Linked DNA regions of Homo sapiens: region 1 is linked to region 2. The links are chromatin contacts, found by Hi-C in ENCODE. All regions are on one chromosome and are shown on one strand. The core of a region is the stretch at or near the end of the contact, and the rest is flanking DNA. Distances in the headings are between cores, read along the strand shown.

Region 1 (6,628 bases), core at 94-2,593, 2.7 Mb after region 2:
TTATTGAGCCAACCAAATACAAGAAACCTCTCCCTCCCACAGTTGCAACCACACAAACACAAACTGGTGCAGTGGAAAAAAAATCACTGGGTTAATCAGGTGTTCCAGATCCTAGTTCTGGTACAACATTTAACTAGCTGTGTAACTCTTGGCAAATTTGTTTCCTCATTTATAAAATGAGGAGATGGGGCTGGATGATTACCAAAGAGCTTTCAAGGTGTATCTGTGTTATTAAAATTTCATGGGGGAGTTATTAAGAAAAAATGTTTAATAAGACTCCTTAGGAAGGTAACAGTGAAAAAAAAGTTGAGAATCACTGGTCTAGAAGTGAGAGTATATAGCAGTATCTCATCACCTCAACTCGTTCTAAAAACAAATAAAAGCTTAGTTATTTTCACAAGTTTCTATGTAGGGGCAATCAACATTTTATTGAGCACCTCCTCTCTGTAGTGGACACAGTGATAGATGCCTACGTTGTTTCAAATCCTTTATCTTCACTATTTCACTTAATCCTCACAATTAAGTCAATCATCCTTAATTTACAGATTAGAAGACTGAGGGTCAGATATTACAAATATTTTGTGCAAGGTCTTAAGGCTAAAAGTGACTGCTCGAATAACTAGAATCCAGGTTTGACTCCAAAGCTGATTCTTTCTACTTCACTCTTTTGCTTTTCATTACTATGATATTCACCAAAGTATTACAACTGGTAGACCTGTAATTATGTAAAACACTAAACTTCAACGAGTTTAGTCATCAAAAAGACACTAGATTATTAGGTAATTTTTTTAAAGATCTATCTTAAGTAAACGGGGAGGCTTCTTTGTACAGAAAAGTAGAGTTCAGAAGCCGTGATCCCTGGGATCCGAAAAGACAAAAAACCAGAATCAGCTGAAGGAAGTACTGAGGAATTTTGACATTAGTCTTCGCATATTATGGATTTGCATTCTGGCCGACAAAGATTCTCTAGGCCACCGGTCTCCTCGCTGTTGCAGAATAAACGCTGAGGACCCGCTGCGTCAGCGAGCTGCTCAGCAGAGAAAGGCGAGACCACCAGGGCTTTAGGCCTAGAGAAGCGGAGGCTGTCCTAGGGATCTCAGAGACACCATCACTTTCACTTCCAGCAGCCTCTGGGAAGGCGGTCCCTGTGGGCCTAATCCCTCCCCGGGTCTGTTTACTCACTTTTTTGATATTGGATTTGGAGGCAGGATGAAAGTCTTTCTTGCACATGAAGTTGGCGAAGGATTTCCCCATCTTGGAACTGGAACTAGGGAAAGCAGGGGCTAGATCTGTTAGCAACGTAAACAAACTCAGCCGCCTAACCGGAACTGCGTTTCCAGCAGCAAGGGGGAACTTCCGAGATCAAAGGTGACAGCTTCCGGCAACTGATGCCTCCACTGGCCACTCCTCCCTCCGTCCACCTGTCACTTCGGGTAGCTGGGAGGCCAGGTGAGGGGCGCGCACGGGGGAGGGGCGTGCATAGTTGAGACAGAAACCCGGAAGACCCAACTGTGGCGCGGCACTGCTTGACCGAGGGGCTCCGGAGCCCAGCTGCACCGGCTGCGGTTTGAGCGCCCAGGGCCGGGGTGCGGGGTGGACCGCGGCGGCCCTTCGACCAAAGGTGCTTGAAGCTCGAGCCCATTACTTTCTGTGGACTCTGACTCGAGCTGCAAAAGCTTTTCTGCACTGTTTTTCTCATCTATGTTATGAAGATAATAATTCCGGCCCTAACCGTAGTATGCTTGCGAGAATCCAACAATATGATGTTTCTGAAAGCGCCGGCTGAACTAAGAGCGCGTGAAATAGAATGACAGACAGCTCTGCAAGAACGGAGGCCCTGTCTATTTTGTACCCAGCTGTACGGTACTGGCGCCGAAAGACGTTCAATAAATACTTATTGAATGACGAATACGCGTTAGGAGTTGGTAAAATCTCTCAAGGCTTCACCTCCTCAGTGGGCTAGGTGCAATTCTAACCAGGGGGCAAGTTTCCTTAGCTTTCCCTACGACCCCAGTTAGGCAGCTCAGGTTACTATTGCAGCTTGATGGCCCTTGGGACTCCAGGTTTTTGAGTGGACGTGGCTGCTACTGCAGCAGGTGATCCACCAACCAAGTTCTCTATCAGGGTAATGTTAAGAATAAACCTTGGCCGGGCGCGGTAGCTCACGCCTGTAATCCCAGCACTTTGGGAGGCCAAGGTGGGTGGATCACCTGAGGTCAGGAGTTCAAGACCAGCCTGGCCAACATGGTGAAACCCCGTCTCTACTAAAAACACGAAAAATTAGCCGGGTGTGGTGGCACGCGCCTGTAATCCCAGCTACTCGGGAGGTTGAGGCAGGAGAATCACTTGAACGCGGGAGGCGGAGGTTGCAGTGAGCCAAGACTGCTCCATTGCACTCCAGCCCGGGCAACAAGAGTTAAACTCCATCAAAAAAAAAAAACAAAAAACGAATAAGCCTTTATGAGAAATTTTCTCTCCTACCAAATAATAACAATAACAGCTTTCATGTGAGTATCTACTATGTTCTATGCACTGTGCAAAACACTTTACGTGTTGCCTTATTAAGTTCTCATAACAGCCCATCAAATAGTGTCTTATTTTTCTGATGAGGCAGAAGGCATAGGTAAGAGAGAGATTAAATAGTCTGCCAAAGTTATATAGTGATAGAACTAACTATAAAACACAAATAGAAGGAGATCCAGGACATAAGAGTTGAAATACAGAAAGAAAATAACAGAAGCCATCAAGACATCAGACTTCTCGTCACTGAGGAGAAGAGGAAAACCCTTAAGAGTTTCAGTCTGAAGTTTTTATTTAGTCATTTTCTTTTCTTTTTAAGGAAACATTTATTATATTTAAATTTTGTTTTTAAGTTGCTAGCATCTGCCTGTGTAAAGCCATTTTAAGGTTTTGCCATTATTAAAGGAAAGAAGGAAACTCTGTAAAACAATGTGTCTGTTCTGGCAGCAAAATAAGGACCTTTAGGTGTTCTATTATAAGTGAAGATCTAAGATTTTCCAAGTTACAACTGAAGAGGTAATCTAGATATTAAAGTATATAATTGCGATTTATAAATTAAATATGTGAACTTTCTCCTAGAAATATCAGCAATTTGGAATTATATTGACATATTTTTGTCTGAATCAATGAGTCTGTTTCAAAATTTCAGTCTCATCAGAATTATAATGTGTATTATTTCCCAGCTCAAATAAGACCCCTTCTTCCTTCCTTTGAGGAAGTACTGGGCACGTAAGATTTTTTTCCATAAGACAAGTTCCAGCAAAGAGAATATAAAGATTAGTAAGACATACTCCCAGCCCTCAAGGATCTCATTGTCCAGTAAAGGGATTTATATATACACGAATGTAATGGAATCTAGCCTTTACAACAATAGAGCTAGGTACACGGATTCCCAAATATGGAAATGGTGAAACGAAATTCAGGGAAGACTTTAGGAGAGAAAGGTCTTAGAGAATAAATGTGAACTATACAGTAGAAGAAGGTAGTTCTCATTGCCATTTTCTTACTGAGTTGTAGTACCAGATTGAGTCCCAAGTCATATTCTTACTGATTTTTAGGCTGTAGTATACAAAATTTAAAACTTTAATGAACAGCCAAGCACGGTCACTCATGCCTGTAATCCCAGGGCTTTGGGAGGCAGAAGGGGGAGGATCTCCTGAGCCCAGGAGTTCCAGGCTGCAGTAAGCCCTGATCATACAACTGCACTCCAGCCTGGGTGAAAGAGCTAGACCTTGTCTCCAAAAAATAAAAATAAAAAAATCAAAGCTTTAATGAACATCCTTAATTAGATATGGCAATAATATCCTTTGGTCATTGAGTAAAACTCTTTATTTTTATATACTTAAAAGTGTTCTTTTTATTTTAAAACATCTGTATAATTTTTAGTTAAAAAAAATGGAACCTTTTTCCTGTGACACTTTCGTGGCATTACCTCCAGCAACAGTCGATAACAGGATTATTTTTGGAAAAAATTCAGATAGACTCTATGATGAAGTACAAGAGGTGGTTTATTTTCCTGCTGTAGTTCATGATAACCTGGGAGAACGTCTTAAGGTAGGTGAAATAAATGTTTTGTTAGCAATATGCCTTTTAAAAATATCATAAAGTTATTTCTATACATAGCAATTTGGAAGAAACTGTAGAAGTTAAAATTGAGGAGTTTACATTTGAAAAATAAATGAGTCAGAAATAAACTGTGATCTTTTATTTCAGTGATTCGGAGGACGTTGAAATAACAATAATAAAATTATCCATTGTTTGAATAAATATTTGAATGCTTTCCATATGCAAGCATGTTAGATAGGGCAAGAGATTTAAAGTCAGCTGTCAAGACTCTGTTCCAGGAGCTTAGAGTCTAGTATAGCAATAAGATGTGTATGCATTATACCCCATTATAAAATAGGATGGTTTAAATGCTAAATTTAAGTAACAGTAGCATGCTGTGGCAGCGGAAGAGAATGAACATTTAATTCAGCTTGGAGTTAGCTGGAATTTGATGGACAAAAAGGATTCTGATTCTGAATTGGCTTAGGTTCTACTTGATGTAGAATAGGAAAGTCATCCCAGACTTTAGGAATGACAGTTTTATGACACATCAAAAAAGGTTTATTAGGCCCTATGTTAACACTATCAATATACATTTTATGCAGTCACTTGGTAGTATACACATTAATTAAAGGATCCTTTAAAAACTTATTTTAAAAACCCATTTAATGTGGAACTTAAAATGAGAGCTTCAAATTATGCTATTGTTGCTAATTCATACTTTTTAGATTTTATTTTATTGATATTCTAATATTAAAACATATTAAATATTAGACTTTTTTCTGTATCCTATGCCATATTTTTTTCTTTTGCTAAGACCACTTATTCATCTGTGATACCACTTCCACTTTATTTCTTCATATTTAAATATAGCCTGTCCTGTAAACCAGTGGTTCTCATTCTTTTCATTGCTGTGGGCATACCTAATGGTTGACTTCAAAATGTGATGTGAGATTCCTATGACAAAACTCTTGTATTCGAAGGCTACCATGTGAGTAATTATATCACTAATCAAGAAACACTGGATATTGAGGTTGAGAACTACTTCCTTAAGCTTCAACTCACACATCTACAAAAATGTTTCAAGATATTACAGCTAGAGACCATCTTTCTCCTGAGCTCCAATAGCACCTTGTCTTCACTTCATGACCCTAATACTTTATACTTTATTTTATCTTAATGTAGAAGTTTTAGTTTCTCAAAAGTGAGATCTTTATCTGATTCATCTTTGTAACTAACATATCTCTTGGCAGAATGTTTTATAATAGGAAATGCTCAGCAAATATTTGAATGAATAAATATTTTAGGGTTATTCTGAATATGTTTTAAGGGTAATGCCTTTATTATTGAAAATTTCAATTTACTTATATTTCCTTTACCTCTTTCATAACAGTTTTGTCTTCTGACTGATTTTTTTAAATTCTGGATTTTGATAACTTTTCTGGTTTTGTGGTTCTTGCTATGACTTTTTTTTTTTTTTTTTTACAGTGTACATATATAGAAATTGATCAAGTTCCTGAAACATATGCTGTTGTCCTGAGTCGCCCAGCGTGGTTGTGGGGGGCAGAAATGGGAGCCAATGAGCATGGAGTTTGCATTGGGAATGAAGCTGTATGGGGAAGAGAAGAAGTTTGTGATGAAGAAGCACTATTAGGAATGGACCTTGTCAGGTTATTTTTTGTTACATTTTATACTACAGACCTTGTCTAAATTTATAATTTTTGTGTAACTCTTACTTGTTTTATTTTCCTATTTTTGAGGGGGCTTTGATACTTTGCAGTTTGTGTCAAAATGGTTTAAAGTACCGGCATGCAATTTCATGACTCTCAGTTTTGTTTGGTTTTTTAAAATTAATTAATTTTTATTTTTTTGAGATGAGATCTCACTGTGTCATGCAGGCTGGAGTATAATGGTGTGATCATGGCTCACTGTGCCCTTGAATTCCTGAGCTCAAGCAATCATCCCACCTAAGTCACCCAAGTAGCTTGGATCAAAGGCACGTGCCACCACACCTGGCTAATTTTTAATTAAAAAAAATTTTTTTTTCAGAGACTAGGGTCTTGCTATGTTGCTTATACTTGTCTTGAACTCCTGGCCTCTAGCCATTCTCCTGCCTCAGCTCCTGAGTAACTGGGATTACCAGCACAGGCACCATGCCCAGCTTTCAGATATTATTATTTGGGAGAAGGGAAGAAGTAGGAAATTATAATTCATTGGAAGTACCTAACATACTTTAATCACACCTTAACTAATTCTCACAATAACCTCATGGGCTATCGTGCTCATTTTACAAATGAGATATCTGAGGTTCAGAGATAAAGTAACTTGACAGTGAATTACCAACTTCGAATTTGATAGGTTTGTTTGACTCCAGAAACTTTATTTCCATGATTCCAAACTGACTTCAGAAGGAAAAGTTTTAAAGTTAGATGTCATTTCATCTGTTAACTTGGAAGAAATTTTACTTTGAATCTAAAAAATCTCATGAGCATGAAATTATTTAAAAAAAATAATGGAAATTTATTTTAATATGAGAACTTTATATTTTTGTTTTAGACTTGGC
Region 2 (5,870 bases), core at 474-2,973:
TGCATCTTCTCTGCTTGGCTAACTTCTTCTACTCAACCTTTGAGAATCAAAGACTTAGCTCTAGAATCACCTCCTTCCAAAAGTTTCCTGAAAAGTTTTTCCAGGTGTTTCTATGACTTCCTTATATAATTCCATCATTATACAGATGCTCCTTGAGTTATGTCCTGATAAACCCATTTTAAGTCAAAAATATATGTTGAAAATGCATTTTACTCTAATAAGCCCATTGTAATGAGAAAAAAATCATAAGTTAAACCATCAGTCAGGAACCATCCATTCTTAGTTGAGCGAGTGTCCTTTCTCCCTTGAGAAGAAGGATGTGCATTTTTGTGCATTTTTATGTTTTTTGTTTTTTTTGTTTCTTTTTCTTTTTTTTTTTTTTGAGGCAGGGTCTTGCTCTGTCTCCCAGGCTGGAATGCAATTGTGTAATCTCAGCTCACTATAACCTCCGCCTCCTGGGCGCAAGCCATCCTCCTGCCTCAGCCTCGTGACTAGCTAGGACTACAGGCGCATGCCACACACCCTGCTAATTTTTCTATTTTTTGTAGAGACGGGGTTTCACCATGTTGCCCAGGCTGGTCTCTAAGTCCTGAGCTCAGGTGATCTGCCTGCCTCGGCCTCCCAAAGTGCTGGGATTACAGGTGTGAGCCACTGCGCCTGGTCCATTTTAGCTGTTACCACAACACCCATCACCATTGCTGGCACATGGTAGGCAATCAATAATAATTTTTTTTCAAATTAATACATGAAAACTATTAGGAAAGAAGTAAAAAAATAACATAGCTATAAAGCTCTTTGAATGTTAGGTTATTGGGAAAAGCTGTGGAAAGCCAAGGATTTTCTTTCTCAAATTTATTTTTAGAATATTTTTTTCTACACAAAAGACCACAGATAAGGCAGAGAAAGATAAGAAAAAGACCACAAGCCCAAGGACTTGGAATTTGAATCATAAAGGTTCATTCTAGACTTGGGCAATATCTAGAACTTCTAGAACAATCAGTTTTCTAGAACATAGAAAAGATATTACCTTGGTGTTAGCTTTAACTCCTGCCAAATAATGCTTTAAATTATTTAAACTTTAAAAAGGTGTGTCAATGTATACATTGCAGGTAAATTCATGTTCCAGTAACTTTTGTTTTCTTTGTATGTTAAAAATCTAACTGTGGAAAACATTCTAGCTTGGTTTGAGAGTCCAATAATACAAAATGCTTTATTTCCTAAAATTGTTTGAGAGAAAACCAAAATGCTACCACACTGCAACAAAATACTAAAGAATTATTTGCTATGTCAGTTGACATATTTTTATTTAGATTTTGCCTAAGATGCCACATGAAGCCTATATAAGACATTCTTTCCCTAAAACTTACATATGTATGTACATATATATATATAATGTTTTACATCCTAAACAGTCTACTTCACGTCTTCACCAAATGTGCAGCAGCGTGATTCACAGGTTCACCACTGGAAAATAGACCTTAAAATTCCGCCAATATTGGGTCAAAGATCTTACACTATAACACATACTACACTGTGGGCACGGATCAACAGACGAGAATACTTTATACAGAAGCTTCTCGACGGAAGAAGGCCTTGGAGTGGGAAATCTAAAGGAGGGGACACACTACATGTCCCAGCACACCTTGCGACGCCCAGCGACCACAATTCCCAGAACGCACTGCTCGTCGCACGCAGGTTTTCCTTGTTGCCGGGGTTTGTAGTTCTTCTCGATCGTGTCAGTTTGTAAGGCGAGGGCGGAAGTTGGATTCCTGGCCTGAGAATATTAGGCGTAGTTTTCCAGTTTTTGGCAAAGCGGAAATACTTAAGGCCCCTGGGTTGACTGGGTTCTTTGTTTTATCTACCGGCTTCTGCTTTACGACAGGTAAGTCACGGAGGGGCTACAATTCCTCGCAGCAGGGCCCCACCTTTTATTTCTGGGAGCGACCTCGTTCTGGTGAGGCTATTTGTCCCTAAGCTCTCGCCGTAGCAGCCGCCGCCCATCCCTCTTTGTGTGCTTTGGAAAGCCGCGGAGCTGGTGGTGGCTACAGTTGGTGTTGGGGGCTTAGGCGAGGGACGTTACCGGGAAGTTGCAGGCGGGAGGACTCTTCCCCATCCAGTCACCTGACAGGTGGGTTGACTGTTCTTCCCTCAAGGCCTCCCTGCCTGTGTTCCACGTCGCAACTCGAAGGGCGGCTTGGCAGTTCCTGCTGACATCCCCGCCCGGCCCAGCTTTGGGGAGGAAAGGCGGGGAGACCTGGGTGCGGTGACTCATTGCGGCCCGGCGAGAGGAGTCCACTCCTTTCCCTTCTCGACCCTCCAGAGGCGGCCTGGGGAGCCTTGAGGCTTGTCCGGCGCCCACTGGCTTCTTCCGGACGCCCTGCCGTGGACCGCGCCCTCTTGGCCGTGACCCCAGGGGAGAAAGTGATTCGTTTTCGCCTTGCCCCATTTTACAAATTAAGGCCATCTCTACTTGCCTTGATAGTGTCTCCCCTCACCTTATGTGTGATGGAAAGCCCCCGAACACGGAGGTTCTAGCACAAAACTCTAGAGACTCTCTTCTCTTGAGTTTTAAGAACGTGAACATGTCGGTCATGGAGGAAGGCTCTGGCTTCTGTGAGGATGAGAGGATTGGTCAGCTGTAGTTCAGCTGGTCAAGACTTTGTTGTTGGGCTTTAAAAATGCGCTTATTTTAATATCAATTAGTGTTGGTATATCTGTTTTACAGTTGACGTTGAACAAAATATAATGTGCCTAGCGTAGCATACAGTTACGTATGGAAGTTCTCTTCACCAGCCGTTTGTATGGAGCTGTTTAGAGGTGTAGAAAGAGTGGAATAAGAAACACGGTCTCTTGCTTTTAGTTTGTTCAAACAAATCTTGGAAGATATTGTGTATATATTTCAGGTCTGCTATGTCAACTTTTCATCCTTTTCGTATGCTTGAAAATTATCAATTCGCTTGCCAGTCTTAATGGAGTTTAGTAGCTGAAATTTCCTTTATCCACTTCTTAGTAGGTGAATTTCTCCTCTTGACTGACTTACCTTTGTTCAGATTTAACAATTGTGCTTTTTAAGAGATTTCCCCTAACCTCTGGAAATACAGTTTTCCAGAGGTTATTCTCCTAGTTTTCTTGATCTAAAGCATTTAATACTTCACTTGTACAGAGACATTGAAAGAGATTGATCATTAGGCAATAAGTCAATCATGTGGAGAAGGTAAGGAGTTCCTGGCTCCTGCCTTATGCTCAGCTGCTAGGCTACTTAAAAAAAAAAAATCCTAATTCATTATTTCTTCCTAAAACTCAAGCTGAAGTAGTGTTTATGCAATTGGTTTTTGAAGCTCAGATTGTAATTGTGTCTACCGTATCCATTATTCATTAGCCAGTGTCAATTGTAATGTTAAGGTCATTCTGCTGGATGTTGTGAAGGCAACAAAAATAACTAAAAAACAGTCCCTGATTTCAAGTACATTACAATCTAATAGGGAACATTTCAGGTATGTCCACAAATAATTGTACTAAAAGTGCCATCAGAGGTATACGTAAGGTGTTATTGTGGAGAAATACAGTCATATGATTTGATAGCTAATGATGGTAACTCCTGCGTTTTGCTTTAGTATTACTACAGCACTTTTAGAACTTACAGGAAAGTTCAGTTTGACCTATTGTTTTTTATCAAGTTTCTATGAATGCAATAGAATTGGTAATAGTTTTGATCTGTGTCATATAGCTTAAGAGCTTCTAAATGCCAAACCATGTCCTCTGTTTTAAGAGCCAGTTTTGACCTTTATCTTGGGTACCTAATATATTGTCATCAAAAACTTTGAGACATTGTGTTCAGTTTGTGTATGCGAACATTAAAGTGCTTACTATGGGCTAGCTACTATGCTCAGCTCTAGGTAATATTTATTATATATATTTGTTTATACATTTTTTAAGTCTTAGTAATAATATATATGCTTCCTTTATTTTATCTTTTAAAAGTTTATTTTTTAGAGACGCTCTGTTGCCCAAGCTGGAGTGCAGTGGCATGATCACGGCTCACTGCAGCCTTGACTTCCTGGGCTCCAGCAATCCTTCCAAGTAGTTGGGACTACAGGCACATGCCACCATGCCGCCTAATTTTTTATTTTTCTTGCCTTTTTTTTTTTTTTTTTTTTTTTTGTAGAGATGGGGTCTTGCTTTGTTGCCCAGGCTGGTCTCAAACTCATGGCCTGAAGCAGTTCTCCCACTTTAGCCTCCCAAAGTAAGCTACTGCCCAGCCCCATTATTTTAAAAGTAAGGTTTTTGTGCTTTTTTGAGATAGCATTGAACTATATGGCCTTTCGGGACAGTTCTCTTCTTGGAACACTAGTTTTTTCAACTGTGCTGCTTTTACTAACATAATGATTATATGTTTCTAAGGTCACAAACATGTCAGACAAAAGTGAATTAAAGGCTGAGTTGGAACGTAAGAAGCAGCGACTGGCCCAAATCAGAGAGGAAAAGAAGAGAAAAGAAGAAGAAAGGAAAAAAAAAGAAGTATGTTTGATTTTTTTGCTTAAATAAACAACATAAAGTAATTGGGTTTTATTTCACATATTTATATATTTACATATAGGTTGGTGCAAAAGTAATCGTGGTTAAAAGTAATGGCAAAAATTATGATTGCTTTTGCACAAACCTAATAATTTCAGGATAGTTAAAAATCTAGCAGTTCTGACTGCAGACATAACACTGTAAGTGAATCTTACTTTAAAGAAGCAAGATATGTGAAAATGACAAAACTGATAAAATATGATTTTTAAAAACAATTTCGTATAGATTGATGCATTTCTAAAATTTGATTTATTAAAGTTCAATTTACAATTTAGTCTCCTAGGAATATATTTATTATAAAGTAAGGCGCATCTGTATTTTTTTTTGTTTTGGGTTTTTTTTTTTTTTTTTGAGACTGGGTCTCACTGTGTCACTCGGACTGGAGTGCAGTGGTTTGAGCACAACTCACTGCAGCCTCAACCTCCCCTGACTCAGGTGATCCTTCCACTTCAGCCTCTGGAGTAGCTGGGCCTACAGGCACATGTCACTATGCTAGGCTAATTTTTGTATTTTTTTGTAGAGACGAGGTTTTGCCATGTTACCCAGGCTGGTCTCGAACTCCTGAACTCAAACAGTCCTCCTGCCTAGGCTTCCCGAAGTGTTGGGATTACAGGCACGAGCCACCACACTCAGTCAAGATGTCTATATTATAATAACTCATAAATATGGTGTATATATATCATAACTTAGTTTGGACTTTGAATTTATCTGAATATTTTGCTAGTCTGAATTGCTAATTTGTCAGAATGGATAATATTAATGGCAAATAAAATATATGTAATAGATGATTTAATTGACTAAGGGATTTGTTCTTATCTCTTATGAGTTAGTCATTGAAATATTTTTACTGAGTAGTAGGTTTGATGGTACCATAAAGGTGGACCAGGTACTTCTTTTGATTTTTTGTATCAAAAATATGCATCACATTATATACAGCAAATGTACATTGGCCCTGAGCTGGAGACATTTTACTTGTTCATGCATTGAAATATACTTTTATCCCTATGGAAACTCTTTAGACATATCAGTGTACTTTTACTACAGATATGTTTTAAATACCTAGTGTAAGGTAGTTTTTCTTGTGTGTCTTTAGGACCAAGTTTTTATATGTGGTAGCCTAAATAATGGCCAAGACTGCCAGAAATCTCTTGGGGACTAAGAGAAAAATAAGTAGTAGAAAAGTTGAAGGTACAATTTATGTGCAGCATTACTATGATGCTGTAAAGGCCTGTAATTGAAGAATTTGCTAGTTTATTCTGAACCTTTCTGTGAGACATTATAAGAGGATTGGAGCT

What was found. Hi-C counts contacts between places; a loop is a spot of excess contacts on that map. Pooled maps may share reads with other maps.
Region 1: a pooled map shows a loop between it and region 2 (11-fold over the local background). The contact joins the promoter of CIRSR here to the promoter of DYNC1I2 in region 2. A Hi-C loop is called at or near these places in 6 of 50 pooled maps.

The regions. Positions count from the first base shown.
Region 1 is chr2:174,394,369-174,400,996 of GRCh38, forward strand. It overlaps CIRSR (corepressor of RBPJ and splicing regulator), which reads right to left and starts at 1,344. Exons shown (of 10, transcript NM_004882.4): 1 at 1,183-1,344. The coding sequence starts at 1,254. SCRN3 (secernin 3) reads left to right here and starts at 1,362. Exons shown (of 8, transcript NM_024583.5): 1 at 1,362-1,449; 2 at 3,907-4,074; 3 at 5,554-5,735; 4 at 6,622-6,628. The coding sequence starts at 3,916. RefSeq lists enhancers at 1,243-1,292, 1,790-2,290.
Region 2 is chr2:171,685,746-171,691,615 of GRCh38, forward strand. It overlaps DYNC1I2 (dynein cytoplasmic 1 intermediate chain 2), which reads left to right and starts at 1,724. Exons shown (of 18, transcript NM_001378.3): 1 at 1,724-1,882; 2 at 4,402-4,518. The coding sequence starts at 4,411. RefSeq lists an enhancer at 1,725-1,894.